2 separate regions of the Homo sapiens genome follow, and region 1 is linked to region 2. Evidence: read pairs that join two places in POLR2A ChIA-PET (ENCODE). Cell type or tissue: A673. All regions are shown on one strand. Links, peaks and the distances in the headings refer to the core of each region. The heading gives the core; the rest is flanking DNA.

What was found. ChIA-PET counts read pairs that join two places held together with the same protein. Peaks named below come from ENCODE experiments on the same cell type or tissue, not always from the same donor. Only the 100,000 strongest peaks of a DNase experiment are listed, where the experiment ranks them.
Region 1: POLR2A ChIA-PET joins it to region 2 with 11 read pairs; 2 of 35 experiments call an interaction of 5 or more read pairs at or near these places.

The regions. Positions count from the first base shown.
Region 1 is chr11:44,122,318-44,127,317 of GRCh38, reverse strand. EXT2 (exostosin glycosyltransferase 2) reads right to left here. Exons shown (of 14, transcript NM_207122.2): 5 at 2,334-2,529; 6 at 363-502. Among named protein-coding and RNA genes, the nearest start is that of EXT2, 29 kb to the right of the region's middle. In A673, for the core only: no CTCF peak of the experiment used is centred there; no DNase peak of the experiment used is centred there.
Region 2 is chr11:44,505,862-44,513,597 of GRCh38, reverse strand. It overlaps LOC105376645 (a long non-coding RNA gene), which reads right to left and starts at 3,486. Exons shown (of 3, transcript XR_931229.1): 1 at 2,908-3,486. In A673, for the core only: no CTCF peak of the experiment used is centred there; a DNase peak (open chromatin) is centred at 4,127; H3K27ac peaks cover 430 bases.

The DNA of each region.
Region 1 (5,000 bases), core at 1-5,000, 380 kb after region 2:
GGGAGTTGGGGACCCCTGTGATGAAAGGCCAGATAGTGATATTTTAAGCCCTGTATGTCATCCAATTTCTGTTGCAATTACTTAACTCTACCAATGTGACACAATAACAGCCAGACTATACGTAAAGGAAGGGACACGGCTGTGTTTCAATAAAACTTGACTTACAAAAACAGCCAGCCTGCAAACTGGCCTTGGTTTGTGAACTGCTCTAGACCAGTGTACTAACTCTCCTAATGGAAAATAGAGAAAAACTATCTGTAGTAGTTCTTGAACCAGGGTATACATTACAATGACCTGAGGAGATTTTATTTGTAATATACGCAGAACCACTAATGTAGAGTTTACTAGGAGGTACTACCCACCTCTTCCAGTCAAGAACTTCAGAGAAAGGCAAAATATAGGAGTCTGCAATGACAACCGGGACACAGCCAGCTTGTAACACATCGCTCAATACTGCCTGGCCCAGCCGAGCTCCACGAAGAACCACACAGAAAGTAGCCTCCTGCAGGAACACAAAGAGGCAAGAGATTACAAACTAGTTTTGCTGATCCACTAACTTTGATCCCTACAGACCACAAAGTTTCTACAAGGGTTGACGCCAAGCAATACTGAGGCATCTTGACACAAAAATGCCAAAAGACAACAGCTCACACCTGTAAAACTTGAAAAGTTTAAATGGCTGCAATGTTTTGTATTAATATTTCTACTCTTCAGTATTGCTTCAATGCCACCACTGTTGGCCTTCTGAAAATGTTCAAGGTCAATGTCAAAGTCTTCCCTTAGACAGCTAACAACGTGACTTCCTGCAAATGGGTCTCTTTAGGCCCTAGTGTACTATGTAAACACACCACGGCACACTGTCTGACATCTCTTACAGTACTTACCTCAGCCTACCTTGTAATGGAATTATTTTGTCTGGGAATTTCAGGCTTTCTACAAGACCCCCTAAAGGGAAGGTATCAAATCTCTTTTCATGTTTCTACCCCCCATAGCATCTAACAGTGTGCTTTTTATATAGAAGATACTCATTTCATGAATTCAATGCCTTTGAAAAGATATTAAGACTAATATGTTCTATAAAAAAAATCTAATGAAAAATTTCTTCCTCATTCACTCCCTCAAACCCCCTCAATGTGGGGAATACTTGGGAAAAGGAGAGATGTACCACAGAAAAAACAGCTGCAATAGGTAAACCAAAATACAGAAACCTTAACTACCTAACATTCTGTTTCTCCCAGATTTTGCCTCTTAAGAAGGAGGAAAAAGATTTTTTAAAAAAACCAAAAACTAATCTTTAAAGCTAGAGAAAAGGAAAGTTCAGAAAAAGAAATAAAGGAATTCGATATTCCAAACACCTCTGGGGATAAATGAGAAAAGCAGCAAGAGGAGAGGAAGAGAAGTCATCGTGGTACCCGGAGGTGCAGGTGGAAAGCTCCCCTGACCTCAAGAGTCAGCATCCAGATGTGGACACACGTGCTGATAACCATTTTTCCTGTCTAGACAAAGGTTACTATAAATACTCCTGCCCTCATCACCACTGTTACCAGCCAGACATTCCAGGAGGAGTGCAGCACTTTTTGAATGTATTTTTACAATCCCAGTATGGGCAAGCTCTCTGGAGATTAAAAAAAAAAAAATCACACCAGCTCCTTTGTGTTTCTCCTTGAGCTAACCTGTGTCCATTTTAAGTATTTAAGTGAACAAAGCTCAATTTCTCATTTCCTAGCCCCCATACCCTTGGAATGTCAAATATCCTACATATAAAACATCCCCAAAGAGACCGCTTTCCCTATGGTTATGGAAGTACAGCCATTCCCACTATGTAAATAAAGGACATGCTACTGACAGGAGATGCTAAAGGTGGCAAGAACTCCAAATAGCAAAACAATCAAAACAACCCCTAAACCCCTCCACTCCCAGGGAAAGTTCACTGTGGCTCTGTAGGCCAGCATGGTCAAGGGATGCAAGTTGCCACCTCAAAGAAGAAAATTTCTCTGGACTGCCTTATGAATATGGGGGTAAAAGCAAGATACATTTGCCTGCTTTGTCCATGTGGCTTGTCTGCGAATCTATGAGACTTGTCTTTTTGAAGTATAATGAATATCTGAAAGGAGTATAGACTCTCATAGGCCAAGCAGCTTTGCACGAACACAAGACACCAGACATCCAAGTACCTGAAGGTCTACATGTCCAGTAAAGAGCAATGCTATGTTTTCTTCCCCTTGGGTAATTCTAGTTGCATGCTGAAAACAACTCAGGTTCGCTGGGCTCAATTTTAACCCATGTAAGCAAACTCTCCTGAGCCTTTGCGAGAGGTAATGAATGACACTCACCTGTAGCACCTGTGGGTAATCGAAGACCTGGTGCTTGTGGCAGCGCTTACGGACAGAAAGGACACCCTCTGAGAGGTTGGTGCATTTATCGAGTACTAACACTGACTCTCCATGTTTGACCTGGAGGGCTTCTAGGTCCTCTCTGTACTCAGGATGGAGACCCACCTGAGATGACAGGAGGAAGTATTGCCGTGGACTACAAGGGAAAAAAACAGGTGATTGGAAAATTGCAGCTGGTATGTTAGTCAAGGTAAGACAAACTTTGATATTAAACTTATGACAGTAAGTGTTTCCTTACCAGTCTTCACCTCCACTGATTTTTAAAATTATCTTCTGTAGTATTAGTAAATATTTAAAATATTATATATTGTGAGAAAGTAAGATATGATTCATTCACACACTGAAATATTATGCAATCATAACACATCTTATTTGGGAACAGTTCTTGATATCGTGAGGAAATGCTTATAATATGCTAAGCTGAGAGCGCATGCTATAAATTGTGTGTGTGTGTGTGTGTGTGTGTGTGTGTGTGTGTGTAGGAGAGAAACTGATAATTTGGAAGGAACATCGAAGTGTTGTCTTAGTTACATCTGAGTCCCTGATCTGAAAGCGACTGGAAGCTGGCTGCATTCTTCAAATGGGGAAAGAGGGAAGCTTGATGGGAAGCACTGGCAGGCAACTGAAGGGCTCTGGAAAGGGCTGCTCCTGGCTGTCTAACAGCATCCCTGTGCAATGGAGAGGCTATAGGGAAAGTCCCCATCATCAAGGCCACATAAATGGGAGGGAGACCGAATTGGTAGTTGAAAACAAGAAGTAGAAAAAACGATCTTCATCAAAGCATAGAATCTCCAGTCTTAACATCTGGATGGCAAGGATGTGTAAAAGAAAACAGAGGGAAGAAAGATCTCCAAGGGTCTAGTGCCATGCAGATCTCCACAAGAGACAGATATGGAAACACAAAGTTAGTAAGTCTGAAGTCAAGGGGAAGATTTTGGAGAGACCAGATGGGAAGTAATTCCCTCCTGGAAGACAAGACTCAAACAAGACAGAGGGAAGAAAGATCTCCAAGGGTCTAGTGCCATGCAGATCTCCACAAGAGACAGATATGGAAACACAAAGTTAGTAAGTCTGAAGTCAAGGGGAAGATTTTGGAGAGACCAGATGGGAAGTAATTCCCTCCTGGAAGACAAGACTCAAACAAGACAGAGAGGGTACAGAACATAAAACCTATACAGGTTGAGCATATCAAATCTGAAAATCTGAAGTCCAAAATGCTCCAAAATCCAAAGCTTTCTGGATGCCAACATGATGCTCAAAAGAAATGCTCATTGAAATATTTTAGATTTCTGGATTTGGAATGCTCAACCAAGAGTATAACGCAAATACTCCAAAATCTGAAAAAATCAGGAGTCCAAAACACTTCTGGTCCTGAGCATTTTGGATAAGGGATACTCAACCTGTTTAGGCTGAGGGACCACAAGGAATCAGTGTCAAAGAGAAGAATCACAGAAAGCATGTTCCAGGAAGAAATGAAACACTCATTAAGCCTAGAAGCAGCACACACTGAAATCCAGCTCAAACTGGTACAGCCCAGGGAAAATACTAGGGCTACGTATCTCTCACAGGCAACGCCACCACGCAACCTAGAGTTTGTGAACCCATCCATTTTTTGTTTGTTTGTTTTTGGCTTTGAAGAGAGAATGGTAATTGTTACTTTTCCTTAGTTACTCAGACTTGTTTGGAAGTTCTAGCCGGGGAGCATCTCACTCAATAATTATACTCTAACTGAGAAGGTCATCTCCTTTTATAGAGGATTAAGCTTCAGGTCCAAATCACATAAAGCAATGAGTGAAGGTGAACACCTGCCTAGCCAGCTAGACTAGTCATACAAACCCAGAGAAAAGAGCAACCTATACCACAGCCAGACTGCTTTTACGTCCTCAGGATCAATTCTGGTTTTGGCCTAACTAAGAGCAAAAGGCACTTAACACATCACAATTAAGAAAAAAAGGAACCAGCAGACTCCCTAGAACTTCACTAATAGCAACTAGCCACGTGAGGCCATTTAAATTAAACTAATTAAAAGTAAATAAAATTAAAAGTTCAGTTTGTCAGTCACACTAGGCCCATTTCCAGTGCTCAAATAGCCATATGTGGCTGGGGCTGCCTGACAGCACAAACGTTGACCACGTCCTTACTGCAGAAAGTTCTACTTAATGGAGCTACGCCACAAGGTAGGTGAGAGCCAGAGGCCAGGATGACGGTAAGTGGAGATAAGAAAGATATACAACAGCAACCCAGCAGGGAGATGGTTTGGATCAGCTGTACAGACTGGTTCCTTTTTCCTGGCCCATTTCCTCCTAAATTACAATTTATTGAGCAATATGTTCAATATTTATAGCCAAAAGTATTCTTTCTAGACACTAAAACAGGCTTTTGAGTTCTACTCCAAGCCTTGAGCCTCAATCATTTTTCTTTTGTAAAAGTATTAATTTTCAGAGGATGACTTAGTGATGGCGAGATCACATACAGGGAGCACCCGCAGTTCATCTCAGACTAAACACCATCTTTGCTCAAATTACTTCTATAATCAAACGTACCTGTTTAAGCAAGAGGAAAATTTACAGTCAAACCCACAAGACAAGCAGGGAAACTTCCTTAATA
Region 2 (7,736 bases), core at 1,549-6,548:
TTTTTAGTAGAGACGGGGTTTCACCGTGTTAGCCAGGATGGTCTCTTTATCTCCTGACCTCGTGATCTGCCTGCCTCGGCCTCCCAAAGTGCTGGGATTACAGGTGTGAGCCACCATGCCTGGTTGATTGGGTTTATTTTTTTAAAAATAACTCCCCTTAGGTGTGCCAGGGAAGAATAATAGGATTTTTAAAACTATGGAATTGAGGAAAATTAGGGACAATCTCATAGGATTATGGGAAAACCAATAACTTCAACTTCAGTTTCCCCATCCATCCTCCCTCCTCACTCTCCCCCAATGCCTGGAATCTCTCTCAGATCTCTTTTTGGTTAAAAAAATAATGAATAAATATGGGATGGGGGGGTGATAAAACGTGGTCTTCTGTGTTTAGCCCTCTGTGAGTTTCAGATCTGTTCCCTGCGTGTCTTTTCTGTTCCCGAGTGTGCAAGAAGAAAGTCCGGTCCTGATTTATGCTGCTGACAGAACATCTAATGAATTGAAGACATAAAAGCATAACAAAGCTCCCCCCGGGATAAATCCATTCTGGATTCAGGCTTTTGTGAGGGGCACGTGGCCGTGCTGACAGCCCAGTGTCTGTGATGGATGTGGCCCTGGACGCTGAGCTAGGGGGCATCGGAGGAGCTCGTTGGGGGTGGTATAGGGAGGAGTTTATGTAGACTTAGGAGGCTCTAAACATCCCCAACCTTGTAGCAAAAGGAGCTTAAGGCAAATCCAAAACGGAGATTCCAGCACGTGTGGGGCCTGCAGGGCCGCTTCCATCGAATGGAGAGCGATGCATGGGGATGGCGTGACAGATGGTGGACCAGAGTTAGGACCTGGGGACCTCAGTCCCAGCCCCAGCTTTCCCCCAAATGCAAACTTGGACAAGCCCCTAGCAGGCATCTATGTCCACTTGTAAAATAAGGTTTCAAACAGTTCAGGCACTGAAAATTTTAGTGCTTATAAGAGCCCAAGACAGATTTTGCCAAAAAGAGAAAGGTGAGCTGGGTAGGAGCTGCAGAAAAATGGAGAACCCTTGTCCTGTTTATAAGAAACATCCGCCACTCTGCTCCCACCAACGCGATTATTGTCAGAGCAGAATGTAGGCTGGGAAGGAAAGCAGGAGCAGCTCTTCTGCTTATAGAAGAGAAGTCAGAAAGTTGCATCCATTCCTATGTGGAATCTTTCCTTTAGAAAAAGCTGACAGCTAGTTAAAATAAAATCTTTAAATGATGCTAGCTGAATTCAGCCTTTGGGAAACCCATTTGAGACCTCTGAATTAGATGACCACTCAGAGTCCCATTTCATTTTAATTCAGTTAATTCAACAACTTAACTGAACTTAATTCAGTTAAGTTCTTCTTACTGAGAACTCAATATGTGCCAGGTACTGGGGATGAAGATGGGACAAGCACAGGGCTCAATATTACAACTATTTACTGGATAGAACCATGTGAATCAAGGCTCAGAGGACTTAGTGTCAATGGCACATTTGGAGAACTGTCCAGAGGCAGCCAATAGAGGACATGATTGGAGGTAGGCAGACAGTGGCAGATCTGAAGGGCCAGAAAGGCATGGTGGAGGATGGAGCCCTTGACCTCCTGGTCACTGGGACCTGCAGACACTTAGAAGCTGGGGGTGACAGGTCAGATTTCTATGTTAGAGAGGGTCCCCTCACAGCTGTGTGAACAATGGTTAAAGGAGCAAACTGTGGACATAGGGAGGGCCATGTAGTGGCCATTTTAATAATCCAGGAAGAGTTGGTGTGACCTTGAACTCAGGCAGAGACAGAGGGGGAAGGAAAAGATGGCATCTTTGAGGCACTAGTGGATTCCTCTCATCTTTTGCTGGGATATTTTCCTGCTGGTTGACATCAACTACACAGAGTTCCTTGTAGCAGGCGACACAAACCAATGTGGCTAATTTAAGGAGACAGGGGCTGGAGAAGCAGGCTTAGAGGCTACGCAGTGAGGAAGGATGCCTTTAATCCCTGGGCAGAATGGATCCATTGGAGATGCTACCACCATTGCTGAACAAACCTCGAAAGGGCACAGCCAGCTGTGCTGTACCTGGACTCGTAGGCTGGCTTTGGATGTTGAATTATCAAGAAAACGGGGAAAATGGGGATAATAACTCTGACTTCACTGGGGTTGTTTTGAAGATCAATGGCAATCATATTTGTAAGACATTAAACACAGTACCCAGTGCCTGGCACATAATTACCACTCAGGAGACAGAAGCTATCACCATTGTCTTCAGCATCTTCATTATCATTACGATTACCTGCTTATTATTGGTTTCAGCAAAAGCCAGTTAGACTTGCCCTAAGGGCCATACCCTTATACCATTCTCCTTGTGCACCCAACAAAACTTTGTACATTCTAGGGCTCTACACCCCAAAGTCTCATCCAATGTCTGGCATAAAATGCCTGTTGAATAACAGAATGGGTGGGTGGAGGGCTGTGTGGTACGAGAATGACAGACTTAGCAAGTTCAAGGTTTCAAATGTTTTCTCTTTGGTTGAAAGGCCAATCCCCTTTTCCATTTACCTTGACCATATTCAAGACAAAGGGGGAACAGACGTCCCCTTAGTCATACCAAGGATGCCCCACAGTTGGCGAGACACCTTCTGTGGCTAGTTCCATGTCTCCCACTAGGAAGGAGGGATTCCAGATGTCTTTGAGGTGCTGGATGTTCCGCTGAGGAGTGGTGGGTGTGCAGGAGAGATTGGGGTCTCTGCATGTCAGCTGGAATGTGAGTGGAGCAAAGGAGAGTGTCCAGGGTGTGGCCCTATTTTGGGGTACACACGTAGAAGGTGCTCGATGCTGGTGAGTTACACTCATGAGTGTAGAGGTTTTTCCAACCCAACATCATATCATGGAGGGTGAAAGAGACAGTCGGAACTCACCACATATTCCAAGGGCTCCTTCCACCTCCCAGACTCCCTTGTGGCTGGGTGGAGCCACGTGACTCCTTTGACCAGCAGAACGTGAATGGAAACTGTACTTCCAGGCAGAGGCGGTCAGAGCCAAAGTGCCTTCTTCGTCGTTCTCTCCCCTGCCTCAGGACGTGGAGGACGCGTGTTCCAGATGATGCAACAGATTTTATGTGAGGGAGAAATATGTCATTATTGTGCTAAGCCACCGAGATGTCAGGGTTCGTCAGTTATACACTGTACAGCCTAGCCCAGACTGACTAATAGTAACATTCACATCTAAATAGGTCTCCTACATTTTCCAGAGAGCATTTCATCAGTATGAGAGCTAATTGCAAGGACTCTCAAGATCTGCTAGTTCAACCACTCCTTTTTTACAGAGAGGGAAACTGAGGCAGGCCAAGATAGTGGAAGCAACATGTTCAGTGTCACTCAGTGCAATAGGGACCCAGGTGAGCCCACAGCTATGGTCCCCTGATCATGCCCACACTGATCAAATATAAGTTCCAATGAAAAATATCCTAGGCCGGGCATGGTGGCTCACACTTATAATCCCAGCACTTTGGGAGGCCAAGGCAGGTGGATCATTTGAGGTCAGGAGTTCGAGACCAGCCTGACCACCATGGTGAAACCCCATCCCTGCTAAAAACACACAAAAAATTAGCTGGGCGTGGTGGTGCACGCCTGTAATTTCAGCTACTTGGGAGGCTGAGGCAGGAGAATTGCTCGAACCTGGGAGGTGGAGGTTGCAGTGAGCCGAGATCCTGCCACTGCATTCCAGGCTGGGTGACAGAGTAAGACTCTGTCTCAAAAAAAAAATGTGTATATATACACACAGTATATATATATATATATATATATATATATATATATACACACACACACACACACACACTATATATATAGTATATATATAAAATACATATATATAACATATATACTATATATATAACATATTATATATATATATATATATATATATAATGTAACATATATACATAGTAAAAGTTTGAGATTTCCTCCACAAACGAGGCCTAAAAAGACATTTCGTTTGTGGGTTGGGCTTCTGGGCTCCTGATACCGCCTGCCTCTGTGCAGCTGTCTGTAACCACCCTGGCTTCCTTTAAATCCTGCTGAAAGCTTTCCTTCCTCCCCTCCCCACCAGCCCCTGATCACCCGTCTCTCTCTTGCCTTCTGGAATTCCGCCTGCTGGAGGTCTCAAGTGAGATTTAATCCTGTTACTAAAACCCAGAGATGCACTCTGCCACATGTAGCTGAGAACCCAGCACTTCATGAAACTCTAAGGCCTCTTTCAGAAGTGTAAGTCTTATCTTGCCATGAGTAGCCCATACAGATGCAGCACCACCATTCACATGAAGTTTCTCACCCCCCAGATGTTCAAAAGTCTCATTCTTCAGGATCAAGAGGCATCGGCTGGTGCAGGGCTGGGTGTGCAGCAAGGCACAGAGAAGTGAAATGTATTCATTGAACCAGCAAAGATTGGACACCCCTTTGTGCCGGGGACCAGGACCCGTTCCTGAACACAATACATTCCCTACCCCAGGGAGCTATGTTCTGACAGGAGAAGCCATTAAACAATTAGTTAATTGCAATGGTGACAAATGCTGTATGTGAGATGTACAGGGTGCTGTGGGAGCAAATGGCTGAGTCTAGGGTGGAAGTGGTAGGTCAGGGGAGGCTCTCTGAAATAGGACTTACTGGGGAGAAAGGAGGCAAGCAGAGCATTCCTGGCAGACAGAAGTGCATGTGCAAAGGTCCTGTGATAGGAGAGACCACGGAGTGTTTGATGACTTGAAAGAAGGCCAGCGTGGCCGGGTGCGGTGGCTCACGCTTGTAAACCCAGCACTTTGGGAGGCTGAGGCAGGTGAATCGCTTGAGGTCAGGAGTTCGAGACCAGCCTGGCCAACATGGCGAAACTGTCTCTATTAAAAATACAATAATTAGCCGGGCCTGGTGGCACACATCTGTAATCCCAGCTACTTGGGAGGCTGAGGCACAAGAATCTCTTGAACCCAGGAGGCGGAGGTTACAGTGAGCCGAGATCGCGCCAGCGGACTCCAGCCTGGGCGACAGAGGGAGACTCTGTCTCAAAAAAAAAAAAAAAAAGAAAAGAAAAGAAAAAGAAAAAAGAAAGAAGGAAAGGAAGAGGGCCAATGTGGCGGAAGGGAGAGGAGAGACAAAAAGCAGGGGTTGGAGAACTGGAGACAGTGCACAAGAGACAAAGCAGGGCCTGGTCATTGCAGGACCACATCATGGATTTAGGACTTTATTATTGTTATTCTGAAAGGCACTGAACAACTTCTGACAGAGCCAGTGGCCTTCAGACTGGTGGCTGCTCTGTGCAGAGTTGATGTGAGGAAGCAGGAAGACCAATCTGTGGGCTATGGCAGAGGACCAGGGAACAGATGGGCTTTCCATGAGGGCAGTGGCAGGAGAGATAAAGAGAACAGACGGGATATATTTGGGGGGTTGAATGGGCAGGCCTTGGTAATATATTGGATGTGGTTCTTGCGGGGAATGTAGAGAGTCATCAAATTCCTCTCTTGGGCAACTGACCAGACAGTGTCACTAATTCCTGAGATCAGGAAGATTTGGTGTTGGAGGGTAAATGATGAGTCTGTTGTTGGATGTGGGTGTGAGTGGTGGATGAGGCACGGGAGGCTCTGCATGAGAACTCTCTGCCTTGTAGGGAGCTGGCAGAGTTGCCAGTTGTCTACCCCATGCCTATTCTCCTTTTCCTCCTGAGTAATATAACCCCTGATTCTTAGCTGGGCATGTAACCAACTGGAATAAAGAATATGCTTTCCAGCATTCCTGGTAATACGATGTAAGCAGAAATGGTGTGTTCAAATACTGGGCAGTGCCCTTAAAGGGAGAAAATCTGGCTTCTTTTTCTCCTTCCTCCTTCTGGATAATTGGAAAGCGGACTTGATGTCTGGAGCTCAAGCAGCCATTTTGGGCCATGAGGAATGAACCTCATGCTTTGGCTGTGGAATAGCAACATAGAAGCAGCTGGGGATGTGACAGTCTGGAATGTCATACCAGCCCCAAACTACATACCTCTGTACTTTTTGGACATGCACCTGAACTGGTCCTAATTAATTCAAAGAAATCTGACCCCACCTATCAGACCGCCCTCCCCTCCTGCTCCTCTCTCTCTCTGTCTCACACACTTGCAGGCTATAAGGGCTTTTCTTTCTCCGAATCTCCAAACTTATTCCCACCTGGGGATTTTGCACTCACTGCTCCTTCTGCCAGGAATGCTCTTCCTCTACATCATCCCATTTGTTTCAGCTCAAAGTTCCCCTTCAGAGAAGGTGCCCCTGACCACCTTCCTAAGGAAGACTCCTCCTCTAAGCGTCCCTCCATCGTATCATCCTCTTTCCTTTGTTGCACAGCATTGCTCACAGTCTGTGGTTATTTTGCCCTTTTCTGTGTTTTATTGGGATTTGTCTGCCTCTCCCTGCTGGAATGAATGCTTTACAAGACCCTGCTCTTCACTCACCCTACATCGCCCAGGACCACAACAGAAACCAGCATGCACTACTGGTTTTCTAGATAATTATTGACTAATTAACAAAAGAAGCTAGAGCAAGTTCCTTGTTTTGCCAAGACTATTGAGGCTAGAAAAACAAACTGACTTGTCCAAGATTATCATTTGAGTCAAGGACAGTGCTGGGGTGAAGATCCAGGTGTCCCAGCATTAGCCCAGGATGTGGCCACCTCCCTGTCTTTCAGCCAGACCTTTGGCAGAGCCACCAGCAGGTCCTCCTCTCTCTCTGCCTCATGGGGCAGAAATCTGCATCCATGACCTTCCTCTAAACTGGCTGGGCTTGTCTGGCTCCTGTGACCCAGAACCCAGCCCTGAAAGGCTGATTTAGGCTACTTGGATGTCTCACTCCTTCAGCTGGCCCAGCATTGCCTTGAGTGGCCCGTGTAGAAAGAAGGCAGGGAGAAAGGAGGCCCTGCTGGGGACCGGCTGGGGCCACATCTGGAATTAAGAGCCAAAAATGCAGCTTGGTGCTGATAAGGCTTTATTGAAAGGACATGAAAGTCCCGATGGCAGTAACTCTCCATGCTCCAGTTCACACTGCTTTACGAGGTGTGACTCACTCTGGTACCTTCGAGACGGCCTCTCTCCCACTCCATCCACCCTGCCTCTTCCCTGCTTTCCTGCTCCTAGCCCACCTTGGGCCTCCACACCCACCCTTGGCTTGGGGGGTGGGTGGAAGCAACTGCCCCCGCCCCAGAAAAGACCAAGGAGGCCTGGGGGTCCAGGCCCCTGTCCCAGGCTGCTTGCTCCCACTTTGCCCCATGGAAATTGAAACTTGGGAGCTGCCTGGCCCAAAACTGGTAAAAAAAAAAAAAAAAAAAAAAGATTCAGAGTGGCCCCTGCTCTGGGCTGGAGTTAGAAGTCCAAGGAAGAGAAAGTGATTGTGGAGTATATTAGTCAATTCTCACACTGCTATAAAAAAAAACTGAAACTGGGTCATTTATAAAGAAAAGAGGCTCATGGTTCAGCAGGCTATACAGAAAACATGATGGTGGCATCTGCTCAGCTTCTGAGGAGGCCTTAGGACACTTACAATCATGGCTGAAGGCAAAGGGGGAGTGAGCACTTCACAAGGCCGGAGCAGGAGGAAGTGTGGAAGGAAGTGCTAGACACTTTCAAACAACCATATCTCACGATCTCAATGACAGCAGTAAGGAAGGATGGTGTTAAACCATGAGAAACCACTCTTGTGATCCAATCACCTCCCACCACGCCACACCTCCACCAT